4 separate regions of the Mus musculus genome follow, and all the other regions are linked to region 4. The links are chromatin loops, found by intact Hi-C in ENCODE. Cell type or tissue: heart. All regions are shown on one strand.

What was found. Hi-C counts contacts between places; a loop is a spot of excess contacts. Peaks named below come from ENCODE experiments on the same cell type or tissue, not always from the same donor. Only the 100,000 strongest peaks of a DNase experiment are listed, where the experiment ranks them.
Region 1: a loop joins it to region 4, with 2.5 times the contacts of the local background. A loop is called at or near these places in 16 of 42 quality-filtered maps.
Region 2: a loop joins it to region 4, with 2.9 times the contacts of the local background. A loop is called at or near these places in 15 of 42 quality-filtered maps.
Region 3: a loop joins it to region 4, with 10 times the contacts of the local background. A loop is called at or near these places in 24 of 42 quality-filtered maps.

Annotation. Positions count from the first base shown.
Region 1 is chr15:58,349,976-58,354,975 of GRCm38, forward strand. It overlaps Anxa13 (annexin A13), which reads right to left. Exons shown (of 8, transcript NM_027211.2): 4 at 2,717-2,887. Among named protein-coding and RNA genes, the nearest start is that of Klhl38, 28 kb to the left of the region's middle. In heart, no CTCF peak of the experiment used is centred here; no DNase peak of the experiment used is centred here; H3K27ac peaks cover 331 bases.
Region 2 is chr15:58,341,968-58,346,967 of GRCm38, forward strand. It overlaps Anxa13 (annexin A13), which reads right to left. Exons shown (of 8, transcript NM_027211.2): 7 at 2,958-3,068; 8 at 1-26. Among named protein-coding and RNA genes, the nearest start is that of Klhl38, 20 kb to the left of the region's middle. In heart, no CTCF peak of the experiment used is centred here; DNase peaks (open chromatin) are centred at 1,474, 2,114 and 2,714; H3K4me3 peaks cover 211 bases; H3K27ac peaks cover 3,171 bases.
Region 3 is chr15:58,408,553-58,413,552 of GRCm38, forward strand. It overlaps a transcript of Fam91a1 not described here. Among named protein-coding and RNA genes, the nearest start is that of Fam91a1, 4.4 kb to the right of the region's middle. In heart, a CTCF peak has its summit at 2,102; a DNase peak (open chromatin) is centred at 2,069.
Region 4 is chr15:58,165,855-58,170,854 of GRCm38, forward strand. Gm36112 (a long non-coding RNA gene) reads left to right here and starts at 274. Exons shown (of 3, transcript XR_003951636.1): 1 at 274-601; 2 at 2,133-2,226. In heart, a CTCF peak has its summit at 2,639; DNase peaks (open chromatin) are centred at 457 and 2,777; H3K27ac peaks cover 275 bases.

The sequences.
Region 1 (5,000 bases), 180 kb after region 4:
ACCTTTAGGCAGTGGGAAATGGTGCTTATTGTTCTGTGGCTTATTTTTAACTCTATGTTGTCTTGGCGACCCGAGCTATCCTCTGACAGATCATGGATGTGTTTTTTGGAAGGGATAGACAGTATCCTATTCTTCGTAAGCCACAGTTGATTTATCTAGGCTCCTCTGGGTGGCTGCTTAGGTGGTTTCCAGTTTGCCTGTGCTGTAAACAACTCTCTAGGTCAGCAGGCCAAGTCTCCCTCTAGAATGTGTCCTGTCAGGAATTGTTTTACACCCTCTGTGTCAAGTCGCCCACCTCTGAGTCGTCTCAACTTTTGCTTGAGCCAGCAGTGATTAAAAACTGGCATTTCCCCTGCTCTTAAGTGAGTTAAAAAGAAAGAGAGGGCCAGGTGTGGGGAGGGCACCAAGTGGGCAGATGTGGGCTGTGATGGGGGAGGGAAGGCAAACTAGGTGGTAGGAGCTGCTCACCACCTTTGTTTTTGCAGCTCCCCCCCCTTTGTTTTCTCCACCTACCCCTGGGATCTGTCTGAACCCGGCCCCCCACCTTCACTTTGTGTGTATTTTTCTTTTTAAGCCACCAAGTCTATTTGTTTGAAAGAAAAGCTTTGCTGGTGGCTTAGATCTTAAAGGAGCCCTGCTAAGATTAAGAAAAGAATAAGGAAAGCAATGGGTCGCAAAAGCAAGTATTGCTTGCTCTTGACATCGAATCCTCCATTGCAGGGACCTTGGCATCTCTGGGAAGGGTGGGCATGCATGAAGAATATGAAGTGACATCAGGTGGGGTTTGTGCTACTCCTCTTCTGAGCTTCTACTCTATCTCCTGGAGATGGAAGGCTTAGAGGCTGGGCATTAAGCTCATTGGTAGGGCATTTGCCTGGTAGATGTAGGCTTTGAGTTCAATTCCCAGCTGTAGGGGAGTAGTTCTGATGCCTTGATTTAGTCGGGAATCTGCTGAAGGTCCTTATCCCCAACTGGTTTTCGATCTATCGATAAAGATGCCAGCAGCCAATGGCTGGGCACAGGGCAGGACACAGAGAGGACTGGAAGGAGACCCCATACTTGGGGGAGAGAGATGGAACAGACTCAGAGCTGCAGGAGAGATCATCCAAGATGTAGGGAGAAAGGGAAAATGGTCCTCGGAAGGGCAACCCGGAAGCATCCTGGGTAGCAAAGAGCAATGGGCATCACAGAAGATATCAGGACAGCAAAGCTAAAGGTAGAGTTGGAAGGTGTTTATCCAGGAGTACCGAAGGGAAGGGCATTCTAGCTGCGGGAGGCTTAGAAGTGCCCAGCCACTGAGCCAATAAGGCATCTTAAAGATAGGCTAATATGTGTGTGTGTGTGCGTACGCATCTTTCACCCGAGGATCCAAAGATTCCCTGAGTGGGTGGCTGGAAGCGTGGCCTGCCCAGGATCATAAAGTGGGGTAGATAAAACTACATGCTACACCCAGCACTGAAAAAGGAAAAAGAAATGGGAAAGCCTTATTAATCCCAGAGATTCAAAGGACTAGAGATTGCTGTCATGGCTTGGTTCCTAGTGGTGCTGTGGGGACTTGACTGAGTCTACGTTTCAGTCCAGCAGAGGAAGCCGGTGGCCAGCTTTAGGGGGTCACAACATTACATGGAGCATGGAGGCAGGGCCTCCTCCTGGGAGCCTCAGAATGTGGAGCATTTCTAGCACTTTCTTGACTGTGCCTCCCACTCTGGTGGTTGTGGAGAAGGCTGGGGATCTCTAGAAATGATTTGTGGACTTTACTCTCAACTTTCCTGGCTTGGGGAACCATAGACAAGTTGGCTATGCCCCCACCGGAACAACTGCCAAAAGGGCAGTGTACTCTCAAGGGATACCTGGGGAGATCTGCTGACGCAGGATCAGGGTTGGGGGTATGGCTCAGTTGGTAGAGTGCTTGCCTAACTTGGGAGAAGCCCTCAGCTTGATCTCTAGTACCACATAAAACTGAGTTTGGTGGTGCATGCCTGTAATCTTCATACTCAGAGATGGAGGCAGGGGGATTAGGAGTTCAAGGTCATCCTTAGCTACCCAATGAATTTAAAGCCAGTCTTGGTTACACGAGCCTCTGTCTCAAAAAAGAAAAGGAAACAGAAAAAGGAAAAAGAAAAAAAGAGAATAAGCCAAACAGCAACATTGAAAACCCCAAGCTCCAACCTCCCCCACCCCCAAATAAATCAACAAAAAACTACTGTTACAAAATTGCCAGGGAGATGCTAGTCCCTCAGAGGCTGCTCACTGGAATCCTTGGTTCCACACACCTGGGCCATTATTGAAACATTCTGCTCTATGCTAGGTAACGGCCATGTACAAGGCAGTGACTGCAAACATACTTGGCTACTTATTGATTTTCACAGCAGAGGGCCTATGAAGTCAGACTGAGAGCAGATACAACAGAGTTCTGCCTTCTGTGTGACAAGTGCATCCATTAGAAAAACAAAACCTGGATTGGCATAGCTCTTCCACCAAGCCAGGGGCAGCAACGTAGAGACCTCTAGAGGATTCCGAAGAGTTGTTCTTCCTGCATAAGCTTAGCAGGTACGTTTCTGCCCAGAATCTTGTCCACTCGTGGTTACCATGTAGGGCATTAGCTTCCTCCGGCACGGCTCAGCCACGTCTGATGCACCGGCAGGGCTCAGCCACGTGTGATGCATAAATAACCTGTCCCCCAGGAGCTGGGACCAGGGGCTCAAGCTAGACTAACCTTGTTGCTTCGTGTGCATAGGATCTCTATGAGCATGGCCTCGTCGGTGCCTACGCCCTTCATAGCTTTCTGCAGCTGCCGTGCGGCGTACTCATTGGGCCGATCCAGAAGGGCCAAAGCTGTCTTCTTGAAGTTTCCACTCAGTTCACTGTTAAGCACCTCCTCTAAGTCCTGCAGGAAGCACAGAGCAGTTGGCTGGGAGAGTCTCGGGGAGAGGAGTGGGTGTCTGCCTACATCGCTACGTGAGTTTCAGGGACGGGATACCTGCCCTAGACATGCATAGGGATGGTCTGAGCAGGAGTCGATTGATTCTGAGGACAGTGGTCACCATAATTGCCTGTTCGTTTCTCCCCTACCCCTAAGTCTGGCTGAGAGGCATCTCGCTCAGGGATGGAGCCCCCCCCCCCCCCATGAATATAAAAAGCTAGAACATTTACAGAACAGTTTAGAGTTCAGAGAGCTTTTTTTTTTTTTTTTTTTTTTTTTCCTGCTGAAGCTCATCACAGCCCTGCAACGCTGACAGGCAGATGAATCGCGTTATCTCCACCTAGTAAGTCTCAGAAAATGAAGAATTTGTCACCAGACATTCAGCTAGAAAAGGCTCGGCACTTTCCACGGAAGGTCAGCGTTTCTGTACGGGAGGACAGCAAGACTTATTTATGTCATAGGGCTGCATAGGGAATGAGAATCCATGAAAACCTCTGCATAGTGCCCACATTCAATGCTCAAAAAATACTCATGGTAATATATGATATGCAAGAATATTATTATTCCATCCTAAAAAGAATTTTCTGAGAAAAAAGCAGCCAACTGTTTCTCTGATAGATCTCTGAGCTCTGGGTTTGGGACAGAGGGTAGGGGGGAAAGCAGAAGATTTTACATAAGGGGATCTGCTGAGTCAAAGGGCGTGTGATGTCTTCCTGCCTTTGTCTCTCAAGCTCAGGGCACTTCATCTCACATCAAATCCCTTTCTCAAAACTATCCAGCATGGGTGGGTGCATGGAAACATTTGAAAAAAAATTTTTTCAGGTCATTGAAAAAAATTCAGGTATTGTTTAGAAATGCAGTCAATCCTCTCAGTCTTTTGATCTATGACCACGAAAGCAAATCTGGAGTTTTTATGTGTTCCTGAGCCCAAGAAGCAGCGTCAAGAAACCTGGACTCTTGTCCTGGCTTCTCTAACAACTACCTGTGGTGCCTTGGTATGGCCAGTCTCGAGCTCGGTTCATATGTGGGCTCTGGGATGTTTATTTCAGCTCCTCTAGGTTTTCAGGGTGTTTTCTTTTTTCTTTTCTTTTCTTTTCTTTTCTTTTTTTTTTTTCTTTTTCTTTTAGCACCCTGGTCTTAGCTCCCAGGAGATCAGCAAACACTTGGCACAGGAAAGTCTCCCGAGCTTTGTGCTAGAAAGTTCTCTCTTTTTCAGCAGAGTCCCTAGGCCCATATTTACTTTTGTTCTGGACAAGCGTTTAAGACATCTGTGTCTGACTTTTCGATTTTGTTGAGCTAGAAATAGACATAAGTTGGGGGATGCTCAGTTGGAGTTATGCATGTAGAAACAGATGAGAATTCCACTGTTCAACCCTATGCAGGAAAACCGGAGACGCACTTTTTTGCCTGGTTATTATGACACATAAGCATGCACACAAGTGCACTCACATGTGCACACACACATAACACACACACACAATGTGCACACACATAGCACATATATGTAACATGCACACACAAATAACACACACATACATAACACACATACACACATATAACACACATACACATAGCACACACATACATAGCACACACATGCATAACACACACATACATAACACACACACAGACAAAGAGATGCACACACAGACTCACCACTGCAACATCACAGCCATTGACCATTTGTTTTATAAGTAAACAGGCCCCTTGTGGCCCTGGTCTTCTGGGAATAGAAGTTGACTTGGCTACTGTAGACTTGGGCATGGGTCCTGTTTTATGTCCTTTCTTTTCTTTTTAACAAAACTTCAATATGGAGGAGGAGGTGTGTGTGATACTTAGCAGGAGTAGAAGTTAGGTTGGTTATAATCAAGATATATGTGTTAAATTGTGAAAGAAATAGTTCTTTAAAAGCCCACTAAATACATTACTTTAACATATAAATATTTGACCATATGTGCTCTGCCTTTCCTGTCTGTAAAACTGAAATAATCTGTCATAATTTCTATTTACTGGTTTGTGCTGGAATTATTCGGTTTGAAACCCAAGAAAAACAGTAAGTGACCCTTGTCATTCTGTC
Region 2 (5,000 bases), 180 kb after region 4:
TTGGCCTTTATCCCCTGCAGGTCCACCTGTGGGAAGGATGACGACAACTACGTAGGTGACAGCATCCATGGTACGTGCGTTGTAAATGGCAAACACTCTCCTACGCCACCATACTCATTAATTATATCTTTAAACAGCCATCAGGAGCTAGGCTGGCATTATATTTACATTTGGAGGATAAGAAAAAGAAAGCCTACTTTAGCTCCCTAAAAATATGTGTTTCTTTATGTGTGTATGTATACACTTACTCATGCACATATTCCATTCAAATTTTATTTATGGGAGCTAAAATTTAAACTGCATACTTTTTAAAGTTTTAAAAAATGGCTTATTTATTTTTATTTTGTGTATACTAGTGTTTTGACTGCTTGCACATGTGTGTGAGGGTGTCAGATCCCCTGGAACTGGAGTTACAGAGATTTGTAAGCTGCCATGTGGGTGCTGAGAATTAAATCTGGGTCCTTTGGAAGAACAGCCAGGGCTCTTAACCTCTGAGCCTCCTAAACTGCATATATTTTCATTGTTACAAAACATTTTTCTTTTGAATGTCTTATAGGTGTTTGAAAAGGAGTCATTCTGGGCCACAGAGCTATATACAAACAGGTAGGTGGTTTTCCAAATCATAGTTTGACAGTGTTTGGTAGAAGGTAAGATGATTTTCCAGAGGTTTAAAATTAAGCATGGGGGGCTGGGGAGCTGGGGAGCCGGGGGGCCAGGGAGCTGGCTCAGCCATTAAGAACACTGACTGCTCTTCCAGAAGACCCAGTTTGATTTTCAGCACCCACATGGCAGCTCATAACTGTATCTGCAGTTCCAGATAGACACCCAAGGAATCCAATGCCCTCTTCCTGGGCATCAAGCATACATGTTGCATGGATTGATATACAGGCAAAACACCCACACACATTAAATTATATATATATTAAAAAGAAATGATTTCTTCCTTGTACCACATCAGGAGGAATAATGGTTCCAGTTATCACATTTCAAACTGATCACCATTTGTAGGACTTCTTCTGAGTCTAATTCATAGAAAGCTTAAGAACTCGGGGCAGAAGGGACATGGGGAGGAAAACAGACAAAACATTGTCCTGCTTCAGCCTCTTTCAGCTGCAAAGAGGAGAGCTACACCAGAAAAAAAAAAACAAAAAAAAAAAAAACAAAAACAAAACAAAACAAAAAAAAACCTTCCAGACTGGACAAAACAAGTCTTATAGAGAAACAAAGTTTAGTTTTCTGTTTGGTTTTGATTTTGGTTTTGGTTTGAGCTCTGCCTTGCACAGCAGGCCTAGAAACCATAGAGAAGCATCAGGCTCCCCTTCTCCTGTGTGTGGTTGTACTGAGAAAGAGAAGAGCGAAAGGTAGGAGAGGGTCAGGGAGTAAGGAGTTGTTTGCTGTGGATACTGCTCTCCATCAAGAGACTACTGGAGGACAGATGCTGCCCTGCTGGGCGTCCTCTGGCTGGCTGGATGCCCAGCCCTGGGGGAGGGGCAGGATGGAGCAGCTGGCATTTTTTTCTAGTCCAAGTGGAAGATTAGAGGATCCCCTAAACATATATGTGCTGGGCCCAAAGCGGTTCAGAGAGACTGACCACATATGGAGATGACCCACACTCACATGTGGTCCGTTTGGAGATGGAATTGAACATGGAATGCTGACAACCCATCTGATGGGACCCAATCTCTCACAGGGTCTATAGAACTCTGCTGCTCTCAAGAGTTCCCTGGAACTTCAGCAGGGGCTGAGTGGCTGAGAGCTGGAGAGACAAAGAAGGCAGAGCACCTGAAGGGAGGGAGAGAGACTCAGAACTGAGGAGAGAAAGCAAACTCTAGCAGAATAGCAAAGAAGCTGCTCACATGAATAAGGGGGGCATGGAGGAGGGGGAGAAATTCCAGGCACAGAAATAAAAAAACGAAAGAACTGCCTTGCTGCTGTGAAGCTATATTTAAGAACAACGTCAGCTGTTAAGCGCTTGTCGAAAGGCATGGGTCAGAATTTGGGTTGGTACCGCTCCCTCTCCACTGAACACTTTTTAAAAAAGATGTCTGTGGTTTTCAGCTGCTTGACTCCTTTCATTTCGCCAAGGCTTCTGCCACAGCAGCGGGGACAAGCCTGCCACTTCCCCTTCACCTCACTTCTGCTCACCAAGGCCTGACAGCCCCAGGCGCTCTCTGTGACACTTGCTTGCTGGCTGCTTCCAAGTTTCTGCCTACTCCGGCCCTTCTCTTTCCAAGACTCACATTCTTCTCTGAGAGGGGGTGCAGACTGCTCCTTAGGGAGCAAAAGAAGCCCCAGTCTTTTTATATATGAAGTACTAGTATTTGCATTGGAGCTCATAAGCAGATATTCAGTATTCTCTGTGCTGTTAAGTTTGGGTGAGGAAAGATAGTAATTTGAAAAAAAATAAGTGTCTAAAATAGCTCTTTGAGAGGGTCTGGATTGGAAAAAAAGAAGCCAAGAAACTGTTTTGTTGAAATTTTAGTTGGGGGGTGGGGTTGATTTTTTTTTGTTTGTTTGTTTGTTTTGTTATTCTGAAAAAAACTCATCCTTGTAAGGTGTGCTCCGTTAGATAAAGAGAGTGAGGAAGTCACTTGTGTCCTATCTCTGCTTGCTGCGGGGTGACCCCTTTCCAAGGCTCTGGATTGTTTTCCTTAAAATAGAGCTGGGTGTAGCTGTGCTACCTCGGAACAGCTCCAGCAGTTCCTCTTTACTGCGCCACCAGCTCTCTGGAGCCACCGATGACAAGAATAGAAGCAGCTCTCAGTATTGTATCTTAATAAAAGACAAGGAGAAGGCTGAAGTAGAGTCCAATGTGGTCTGCATATTCTGGGAAGGGAAGGGCTGTCTTTGTCTTACGGGGTTTTGAGAAATAGTCCAACGACAACAACAGTAACCAATGACATCAGTGGGAGGAAAAGATGTTGGAGTCCCCTTTTTTAGAGTCAAGTGTTTCTTACCTCTGCTCTGGTCACAATGATGCGAATTAATGTCTCCTCATCTGTCCCCATACCCTTCATGGCCTTGTATAGTAGGTCAGCAAAATAGCCCTCAAGGTCCTGGGCACATCTCACTAGGAGGGAGGGAAAAGGAGGATGTGAAATGTTCTCATAGTTTGTGGGACAACACAGGGAACCTGCACAGGCACAGCATGTCCCAGCTACTTGTGGGACTTCTGGACTTGACAGGCAGAGGTTTGGAAGGATCTGACTTTTTAACTGTTGTGAAATGAGATCTAGAAGGTTCTCTGGGTCAGTATAGTATGCCTCTCCAACCAGAGCTGAGTTGAAACCACTGCAGAATGAGAATAGCCTGTATTCTCTACAAGGCCTGGGGGAGGAGTGTGGGTCCTCCTTGCGCTCATATTGTCATATTGTAGAGGTATGGAGTCTCACTCATGGGCATAGATGATGCTACCCAGTGGAACCTCCAGGGCTAGAGCAGGGCTCCATGGGAACACTGCTTGGCCAGTAGTCTTCCATAATAGAACCTCATATGGAGGTTTGCTCAGCTGGACCACACCCTGCTTTCTTGTGTTCTGCAACCTCTACACCCTTTGTTTTCCTTGCTACATTTGTTTGGATACCTTCTGCATTACCATCTGCAGGTCCCCAGCATCCTTCATCTTGTATATGGGACAAAGATGCTTGACCCTACTGATAAAGATCCCTTCTCTGTGTTGTTGCTATGAACTACTTTCTGGCCCTCCCTTTGCCTGCTGTCTTTGCTCTGTTTACAAGCTGACGAAGTTTGGTGTGTGCTCATCAACCTGGCAACTGGGTAGACAACTGGGTTTCCCCCACACTGAGGAAAGTCAGCACTCCCAGCCGCTTCTTCCAGGCTCATAGGCATTCACTCTATAAATGCTGAAAAGGAATGAACCATTTACTTGTTAGGTTGTTGACTGTTTCCTAGAAAGCCTACTGATATTACTTTTTTTAATTTGGGTTTTATTTGAGATAGGGGTTTATTCCATAGCCCAGGCTAGCCTCAAACTCAACCAATCCCCCTGCCTCAGACAAGAGTTACAGTGCTAGAATTACAACAGTTTTTCAGTGTTAGCAATAGTAATAAATTCAACTTAAGTGTGTGACGGGAACCTTCATCTCTACCAGAGCAGGGCTTTCATTTCCAAGGTCACTGTCTGTGTGGCTGATGTTTCTGAGCACGGAAGAGGAGCAGAACCCAGGTCAGGAGCCAGTCTCCCCCTTTTTTTTTTCAGGCCATACAGCCACTATTTGTCAGTCGAGGGTCAGGTGTGTCATCTCTCTATCCCCAAACTCCTGGTTTGAGGTGGGTAGGAAACCCCATGCTATCATAGCAAGTGTGTAGTTGAGACTCATTGTGGTCCTCAGGCTGTATGACCTTCTGGCTTCCACAAAGTTTTCCTATGACACACAGCACTGATGGATGTCCAAAGGCCAGCTCCCTTTCAGTAGCAAGTAGCAGGGATCCCTCAGAAGGTTGGGCCAGGATAGCTAGGGGATATCTGTTCACGCTGAGTGGACACTGTGGCAGCTATGGCTTATCACCATCCCCTGATCTTCTTGCCTTCAAGGAGTGGGGCTTCGCAAACTTTACTAAGCATAAGACCATCACAGGGAGCTTGCAATGGTGGCTATCCAGGCTCTGTCCCACTTCTGGTTTCTTTGTGGTAAACCTGGGCTAGGTCCAGGAAAAGCTTTTGAGGCAAGATGGTTCATGGGCTCCATTGAAGAAATGCTCATGGTGGTGATCATGTGACCTCAGCCCCTATAGATCTGAGGGGTGAGGTGATGTCTTTATGAGGTAAGTGGAGTAGGGTTGGGGATATCTAGGAAACACAGCCATGAAGCCATTTCTTTGTGAGGTTGACTCTCAGAGTCTTTTCTAAGCACTTTACCATTGAAACTGTGAGTCTAATTGGCTCCTGTGTTTCACGGCTCCAAACTCCAGAGCCTGGCTTGTCCCTTCTCCTAATCATATGTCTGTTTTCTGTCTTCACTGTTGCTTAATATATTGGT
Region 3 (5,000 bases), 240 kb after region 4:
TTTCAACATGAGTCGTTGGCTGAGACTCTAAAACTCTATTTCATGTTCCAATGTTGAACCTTGGATTTCTTTATAATAGCTTGTATTTTCTCAAGGAAATATAGGTATCTCTGGAGTTTTAAATTAATTTTAATTGATTTTTTTTTTTTTGCCTCCCTGAGCACAGTTTTACTAGGGGTATGATTCAAAAGATTTGCCATATTAAAAAAAATGAAGTAAAAGAAAAGAATAAAAAATAAGTGTATACTATGAGTTTATAGTTTCTTAAAAGACGTAGTCATGCTGGGTGTGGTGGCACACTCCTTTAATCCCAGCACTTGGGAGGCAGAGGCAGGCGGATTTCTGAGTTCAAGGCCAGCCTGGTCTAGAAAGTGAGTTCCAGGACAGCCAGGGTTACACAGAGAAACCCTGTCTCAAAAAACAAAAAACAAAACAAAACAAAACAAAAAAAGACGTAGTCATTTGTTAAACCTACAGGAAAGACAATTTTACATTTCTGTGAACTGAGGAGGAACTATTTCCACAGCCACTGACATTTTCCCAGAATCAGCAGTAGCCATAGCCAGTATCGTTCCCTATCTGTCCCTCAGATCTCATTTGGAGAGGTTATAGGAGCATCCCGCTCTCCCACACCTTGATCTCTGATCACAGTTTGCACTAGCGGATGATCTGGTATTTCTTGTTCAGTGGTGCAGAGTTCCTTGTTGGTAACAATGTAAACAGGGGATGACTTAATGTAGAAGGAAACAACAAGATCTATTCCAGCCAAGTCCTGGGCTGTGACCGAGCATCCTAATAAGCTAGAAGGACCAAAGCAGACCAATTCAGAAGTAAAACACAAACTCAGGTAGTCTCCACGGTGGCTCAGAAGTGTGTGCTTTTTTAACTTATGAGTCTCCTGATTGCTGTCAAAGGATGGGAAAAAATATTTCCTTGGTCTTCAGAGCGTGTTGAAGCTATTCATTTCTTATTCCAGGAGACCCAGACTGGGTTGACTGTCTTGCACATGCAAATGAAATATTGTATTTGCCCAAGCATAATGCTTTCAATTACTATATATTATACATAATAGATTTGATTATTGTATCTGATCAACAGAATCATTGGCTTAGAGAATTAGAATTAGATATTATTAATCCTTGTCCATTCTCATTTTAGAAATCCACGTAACGAATGCTTATTGAGTACCGAGGCTTAAAGAATTTTCTAAGTAGTTGTCAGCCCTTCCTGCACATCAGAGTTCCTGGCGATACTTTATAAGCAGGCAGCACCTGGTTTCCCACTCCAGAGATTCTGACATATTCCCTCTGGTGTGAAGTCGGATTGATATGATGTGAGATCTGGGCACTGGTATTTAAAAACAAAGCAAAGCAAAACAAAACAAACTTCTCAAGTGCTTCTAGTGTTACCAGGACGATGTCTCCATTTAAAAATAGTACCCACACTTTAAAATTCTGTGTCTCTTTCCCTCAATATTCTCTACATATTTAAATTAGCTAGTTTGCTGGAGAAATGGGGACAAATTAGAGGAACTTTCCAGAGAGACCTCTTGGTCATGGCTTTCAACATTTTGTCTCTTCTGTCTCCATTTTTCCAAGCCTACCGGCACAGTGGCTTACACCCACAACTTCAGCACTTGAAAGACTGAGGCAGGAGGATTGCTATAAGTTCAAAGCCAACCCTGGAACACAGAACCAAAAGAAGACTAAAACAAACAGGCAAAAACTTCCGAGCATTGATTCATCTTCAGACAGACTTTGCTCTTCGTCGTAGATACTGTGAAATGTAATGTTCAATTAATAATAGCTTGAGCTTTACAGCTGACTGTCCTGTCCTGTGGTTCTGTGGACCGGGAGCTACTTAAAGGTGTGAATGGGGTCCTTGAGATGGGACTGACTTCAGCTGGATCACTGCCCAGTGAACCCAAGTGACATGCTTTAGAAAGCACAATCAACAGTATTTGGTGTTGTTGACCACTGAAGACGAATTTGAATAGGAGTTTCAAAGACTGACAGGCCCATGAGAATGAGTTAGATAAGAGACAATGGCAGTAGACACTAGAGGTTTTAAATGTTGTATGAGATCAGCCCCTGGTGGCCACCTTCAGTACTACAATTGTCCAGCTTTGGGGTGGAGGCCTTTTGGGTTGACACTTGGAATCTTCCTTTCCACATTAGACATGGTGACTGGAACACAAACAGACTTCAGAAGATAGACATAGAGTATTCTATATTTACACATAGATATGGAGTATTGGAGTTTTTAGAAGGCTGTATGGCAGAGCACCTATCTGCTTCTCTGTAAAAATAAGCTTTATCTCTTCACTAGCTTGCCATTTGCAAAGGAAACAGCCCAGAAACTACTTTGCTTTTTCTTTTTGAGACAGGGTCTCCTCGTTAGCGTAGCCTCGCCTTGAACTCATTATGTAGCTCAAGCTGGCCTAGAGTTTTCAGCAATCCTCTGACTCAACCCGAGTGCTGGGATTACAAATGTGAATCACAATGTGCCCACTATTCACAGAAACTCCATAGTGCAAAAGGAACACCCCATATTACTCTGCTCTTTCCACCCTCTCCAATGTCTATTTGGTTTCTTTAGAATTTCACTCAGGGGGCTGGAGAGATGGCTCAGCAGTAAAGAACACTGACTGTTCTTCCAGAGGTCCCAAGTTCAACCACATGGTGGCTCACAACCATCTATCATGGGATCTGATGTCCTCTTCTGTTGTGTCTGAAGAAAGTAATAATGTACTCACATAAAATAAAGAAATAATTAAAAATAATTCCATTCAGTGCCAGTATGCAAAATTTTCCAGGAAGAGGAATAGAGATGAGCATTTTGTACCCCAAATCCCAGTAAATGGTAAGACAAGTAAAAGGAGTTGCAACTGCGTTACTATTTCTGAAGAGCCTACACAGGGAGGATGGCGGCTGGGGTGATCTGTCTAGATGATGTTTTCTGTTCCTTTGACAAAGACAGAGGTTGAAGCATTTCTCCACTTCAGCATAGGGTGTTGATGATTTCCACCATGAGCAGCCACCATAGCAGAGGGTAGAAGGAAGTGGGCTGGGGTCTCTGGCCCATGTGTGCTAGCCCAGCTCCACGGGCTGATATGGGAGATGCTGAGGGCTTTCCAAAGTTTCAAGAGAGTCCTCTGGATTTTCATGAGAATACTGCTCTGTGTTTTCATCCACCCAAGTGTTTACTGAGTGCCTGAGCTAATGTAAGCTTGAACAGCAAGCAGACTAGAGTCCCCGACTTTGGGAAGCTTCTGCTCTAACTAAATAGGATGTTTTAAAACAGTAAAATCCCTTACTGACCGCATTAGATGGCAATATGTTCCTGTCCCCCTCTACGGAGAAAAATAATGCAGTGTGTTGGGTGGCAGGGGGCTGGAGATGTGTTATAATTCTGAACAAGATGTCAGGCAAGGCTCGTCTGTGACATAGCTTCATTCAGTCAATACATGTAATATTAAGCACTTATGCTGGAAGCCTAACTCAAGGTACTGAAGAGAGACTTCGGAATGAAACAAAGTCCTTCCCTCTAGAGTGAGACAGACGACACACAGACACCAAATGGCTAGCCAGTGATTCCTTGCAAGGAAGAACATAAACTACGGCAATTTGTAAGGGACACAGAATCTCCTGCTCCAAGTATGGGGAAGGCAGCAGAGAAATTAGCCAGGACAAAAGCTTAGAGGTATGATCAACCGAATCCAAATGTGTGGGGTGATGAACTAGTCCTTAGAACAGGGATGAGCCTGTCTGAATTAAACCCATGGCCAAGGACAGGCCCAGAAAAAGTGTGAAGCTCAAAATGCAATTTCCTTCTCTCTGTTTGAGAAACTATTTTCTGTCCCCATTTAATGTCTGAGCATTTCAATCTCTGAGCATTTCTTTTTCTTTCAAATTACTCTCTGAAAAGGATAACGTATTTGTTCCTAACATAACATGTTCCTAATGCTGAGAAAGGATTATTCCCCGAAAGGGTATTTGCATTTGGAACTGGAAGAACGTGATTATATAAATTTATACACCACTTGTTTGGGTATGGGGATATTTTTTTCGGGATAGTATAGTAATATCTTATTGCTCTTGTGACAAATCACCATGTTAAAAGCTCAATATTAAGAATTTATTATCTCACAGTCAAGGAAATCAGAAATTCAAATGTCTTGGCAGGAGTGTTTCTTGAGGTTTAGGGAGGAATCCATTTCCCTTTTCAGCTCCTAGGAGCTTTCCACAGCCTTGGCTGTGATCCCAAACCACTGACGTCAGTTTCCATCGTCATCCCTGTTTCCCTGGTTAAGGACCGTATGATTACCCTATGCCATTTAGATAGCCCTAGATAATGTCCCTATCTCCAGGGTATCTTAATCACACTGCCCTGAAGGAAGCACTTCTAGGTTCTAGCCATGGGAATCATTGTGAGCGGTAATTCTTCTCCTCATAGGGCATGCTAATCTGGGCTCTGTGAGTGGAACTATCCAACAGCTCCTTAGTTAAAAGTTGCTGCTTCTCATTATCTCTGTTGACACTTTGGGGATGAATAGTTTGATAGTTTTTCTGAAGAGTAGATCACCAAGCCAGGGACAGTGTCACTTGCCTGTAATCCTAATACTGGGGCGATAAAGTCAGGAGGATCAGAAAGTCAGCAGTGTCCTCAGCTACATAGTGAGTTCAAGGCCAGCCTGGGCTACATGATATCATCATTACATTTTAAGAACAAGCTCAGGTTGCTCAAACCAGCTGGGTAATTTTCTCTAATCTGACCCAGTATAGTTGGCAGAGAAGGCGGCACATGGCATTTGCATGTCTGAAGCTATTGTTTACTCAGAAGGTGTCTTTGGGTGGGGCCCTGCCACAACCTTGTAGTTTCTGATTTCTCTAGAATGTGAAAGGCAGAGACCTGAGTCAGGAATGTAAAAGAATGGGATTTATTGTTTTCCAAAATGTCTCAAGGAGGTCACCAGCGCTGCCCAGGGAATCCATTTGGTA
Region 4 (5,000 bases):
CCCTTCCCCTTCCTCTTCCCCTTCCTCTTCCCCTTCCCCTTCCCTTCCCTGATTTTTAAAAATTATTTTATTTACATTCCAAGTGTTGACCCTCCTCCTAGTATCCCCCCCCCAGAGTTCTTCACCCCATCTTCCCTCCCCTTAGCCTTTGAGAGGGTGCTCTTCCACCCTCTCCCCATCCCCCACCCCACACCCATTCCACTCACTAATTTTCTAGCTGAAGAAACGGAACTTAAGGTTGAAGAGTTTGCAAGGGTTTGCATGTGCATTTAAATCCTGATTCTAAAATCTGTGTTCTTAGCTGATGTATTAATTTTCAGAAAAAAAAAATACTTGACAGCAGCAGTTTCAGAGAAGAAAATTTGAGCTCTGTTTCCTGGGTATCAGTCCACCATGGCAGAGAGGTCAAGAGTAGTTCGTGTCATGGTAGGCAGGAAGCAGAGGAAGTGGGAGGCAGGAAGAGGTCAGGGCAGGATATGTTCCCAAGAACATACTCCCAGGGACCTATTTTTTTCCAGCTAGTCCTTGCCTCTCACCTCTCATCACAACCTGATTACGCCATTTTACTATGACTCCACCAAAGGATGGATCCCTTCATCAGGTCAGTGTCCTTAAGAGCTAATAGTTTCTGGAGAGACTCCAACAGACAGATCTGAGGGTGTGCTTTATGCTTTACTAGGTGCCTCGCTATCAAGCTGATAATCAAAATTAATCGTCAAGAGATGGTATGATGCCCTAGGTAGCATTTGACATAAACCGTGGTCATCTGGGAAGAGACGACCTCAGCTGAGGAATCGCTTCCATCAGACTGCCCTGTGGGTGGGTCTGTAGGGCATTTTCTTAACAATTGATGTGGCACTGTGGGTGGTGCCACTCCTAGACAGATAGTCCCGGGTTACACAAGAAAAAGCAAGCTGAGCAAGCCGTGGGAAGCGAGTCAGTTAGCAGCATTCCCTCATGGTTACTGCTTCAGCCCCTATCTCTAGGTTCCTGCCGGAGGTCCCTCACTGTCGGGCTGTGATCTGGAAGTTATATGCTTAAATGAACCCTTTCCTCCTCAAGTTGAGTTTTGGTCACGGTGTTTATCACAGCAATGGAGAAGGAAAGAAGGACAGTATGATCTATGACTATAGAGCTGTTGTGAGAAGTGAACGGGAGCTTTGAAGTAAATTGATCGTAGTGCTTAGTCCGTAATACACATCACAATTCCAGTTAATAGTTACACATAGCAACCAAAGGATGCTGTTTTTCATCTTTGTCTTGTGAAAGAGACAGGTGCTCAGCATTCCTAAATCTCTATTGAAATGGTTTATACTCAACGTTTTGCATGCAGTATGATGGAAGTACAGTCGGGGTCACAGCTGGTTGGGAGTTCATGAACAATGGGAATCGGATCACACTAAAATAAAGTCTAACTGTTGCTTCTAATAGTCTAAGACATAACTACACAGCACATGTAACAAATGCTTTGTAAGAGTCACCCAAAGACTGTTGAGACACATTTCTTTTTCTTAAGGAACTAGCAATCAAGTAGAGAGTACATTAAAAACAAACAAACAAACACTCAGATAGTTACATAATAAGTTAAATGGCATTATAAAAGAATTAAAAGATAAAATAATAAATTTAAACCATGGTGTGTGCATCCAGATCTTACTTTGCACAATATAGTGGTGGAAGTCATCTCTGAGTAGGTGACATTTAGCAGTGAGAAAGGGCCTAGGAAGAAGGGACTCCATAAAGGCACAGAGATTAAGGGTAAGAACTTGATAAATTCAAAGACCTGAACGAGGGTGACTGTCTGGAGCATAGCAGGATGAGGGCATTCTGGGCCTTTCGCCTCATACTGGGTCCTTTGCCAGGGCGATTTGGATGTCAACTCCTCAAGAAAGGTTTGGTAGCTGAAGAGATTGGCAAGACCCATGCTTATATGGGACCTAGGGACTACTGAAGCTGGAAATGCAGGTCAGGGTACAATCTGGTCGCTAGGTCCTGGAAGGAAGCCAGCACTCTGATGGGATAGTCGGAAGAGAGATTAACAAACTGGGTAAAGGTATGGGCAGAGCTGGGAGGGGCAATGGAGGATGTAGTCGATGTAGTTGGCTAAGGTCATTAACGCTGGGGATCTACAGCAGGCAGTGTCCCAATCACCCTGGCACGTGAGCATGTATGTCACTGTAACCAGCAAGGCTGACTTTGCAGATGAGATGATGTGGGATCAGCGAAGTAAGTATGCATGGTGATAATCCGGGCGACTTCATTGGTGAGTTGCTAATCTTATAATACATAGTTTCAACTCGAGTATAGAAAAAGTTGGAAAATACATCTTGGCAAGTATTCTAGTGATAGAGCAATGGCCTAGTACTGGCAAGGCTCTGGGGGGGGGGGTTGGGGGGAAAAGGGAGAAGAAAGGGAGGAAAAACAGAACCAAGATTTTACTGATTAAAATTACTGAATATTATAAATAGGGAAACGATTCAACTAAATATAAAACTGCGAATTAGGGACAATGCTCTTTATGAGGCCACAGCCATGTTCCAGTCAGGGTAGCCTGAGTCTGATTATTTATTACGAGTGTATGTTTTGCATGGCTTCTCTACAGTGTTGGCTGCTTTTTAGAGATTGCTTCTATTTCGCAGGCAGATGGGGCTGTTGTCCACATTTTCCTATCCAGCCTACAAGACAGCAGCTATAAACCAGCATTCTTTGGGGGCTGAGATGATTATATAAAATCATGAGCAAGCACGATGTTTGCTTCGAGGACTGGAAATTCACCTTTGAAGGGTGTGGCATCCAGTTCCAAACAGCAGCCTGGATAAGCGGCAGCCGGTGATCTGAGAAGAGGAACAGATGCAAGACTGGAGACTCAGTGTGTCAGGGCAGGCCCCTTTGTACATGCTACAGACCCTAGAATCTGATGTTTGATCTAAAAATTTTAAAGTCAGAGCCAGATTACTGAGTCATGAGGTATTTTAGGACAATGTTTTATCAGTCCCTGCTTTGGGTCTTTGTATTCCCAGGAGGGCCCAGCATACTGGTCATTCATAGGCTCAGTTTAAATGAACCCCACTGCTACTGAGTGCTCTGAGAGAGCTCTACGTGTTCCCCAGGGCCTCAGCTTCCTCCTCTCAAAAAATGTGACATGAAACAGAACCCAGGGACTGGAGAGATGGCTCAGTGGTTAAGAGCACTGACTGCTCTTCCAGAGGTTCTGAGTTCAAATCCCAGCAACCACATGGTGGCTCACAACCATCTGTAATGAGATCTGACACCCTCTTCTGGTGTGTCTGAAGACAGCTACAGTGTGCTTATATATAATAAATAAGTAAATAAATAAATCTTAAAAAAACAAAACAAAACCAGAACCCAGTTAGCAGAATCTAGAAGATCAGGCATTTATCATGCCTAGGCCAGTGCCTCAGCTCCCAATACAAAATCGGCGAATAACTTGAGTATTGATGGACTTCTCAGTTTACTGTCTCAGGTGCCCACCTGCTTGCCCTCTCACCCCTCCTTCCCCTTCTCTGGTTGGTTTGTTTGTTTGTTTTTCCTCCCTGGAGATAGTCTCTCTATGCAGCTTGGCTCTCTTGGAGGTCACTATGGAGACCGATTGTCCTTGAATTCACAGAGACCCAGCTGACCTCTGCCTTCCCATTGCTGGGATTAGAGGTGCGTGTACCACGCCTGGCAAGGAGCTTTCCTCTGTTCAGTGTGACCAACAGTCCTATGAGAACTTGCTGCTTTCACCCCATGCTGTGCATGCACGAGGACCTGGGTGCAGAAAAGCTGACTCAGTAAACATGTTAAATGTCAGGGTGGCTGCACTACACCATGTATACCTGATTGCAGAAGAGTATTTTTCTTTTTAATTTTTTTCTAGTGAGCATAGGAATAGTAGGTTTCGTTATGACATTTTATATATATTAACTATTTATATGGTCTTATTTACCCTCCATTATCATTCTTTTCAATAATTAAAAAAAATTCACTTAACATCCTGGTCACAGCCCCTCTCCCTCCTCCCAGCCTCACTCTTACTAATCCCTTCCCCCAATTGCCTCTCCCCTTCTCCTCAGAGAAGTCCCCTTGTTATCCTCTGCTATCTGTCCTCATCTCTCCTTCTCTATTTATTTATTTATTTAGAAATTTTTATTTATTTATTTATTTATTTTATATATACTGTAGCAGTATTCGGACACACCAGAAGAGGCATCGGATCTCATTACAGATGGTTGTGAGCTGCCATGTGGTTGCTGGGAATTGAACTCAGGACCCCTGGAAGAGCAGTCAGTGCTCTTAACCGCTGAGTCATTTCTCCAGCTCCCTCCTTTTCTCTTTTAGTCACCCCCTTTCCTCCATAGTTCCCCATATACTTTCAACACATATGCACATGCATGCACACACACACACGCACACGCACACATGCACACATGCACACGCACGCACGTGTGCACACACACACTCACTGTTCAACCTAGCTTCTGAATAGGAGAAAAAAATGTGATATTTTATTTCTTCCCATTAGACTGTGGATTACTGTAAATATTGCTTTACATCTCCGTAGTTTTACCCTAGTATGTGGGGCTCTCAAATATGATCTGCCATCTCTTTGTTTCTTGGTTAATTTTTTGATATCAGGTCTCATATGTAGCCCAGGCTAGATTTGAAGTTGCTGTCACTTTCCTGCTTCAGCTGCCTGAGAGCTAGGATGACCGAGTTTGTTTTCTCTGAGATAGGATCTTGCCAGGTTGGCCTCAAACTTACAATTCTCCTGCCGTAGTGCTCCTCTCTGGCCTCTCCATCTCAGAGCTATGTAACATGACTTACTTACTTATTGATTGATTGATTGATTGGCTGATTGACTTGATGGACTTAGTCCCACACATTCAGCAGACACGTCATGATGAGCCAATTGGGAGCAGCTTGCTGGGAGGTCTCAGTTTGGACTACAAATGTGAAAAGATGATTTTCTTTTTAAGTATTGGCTCCCAACTAGATCA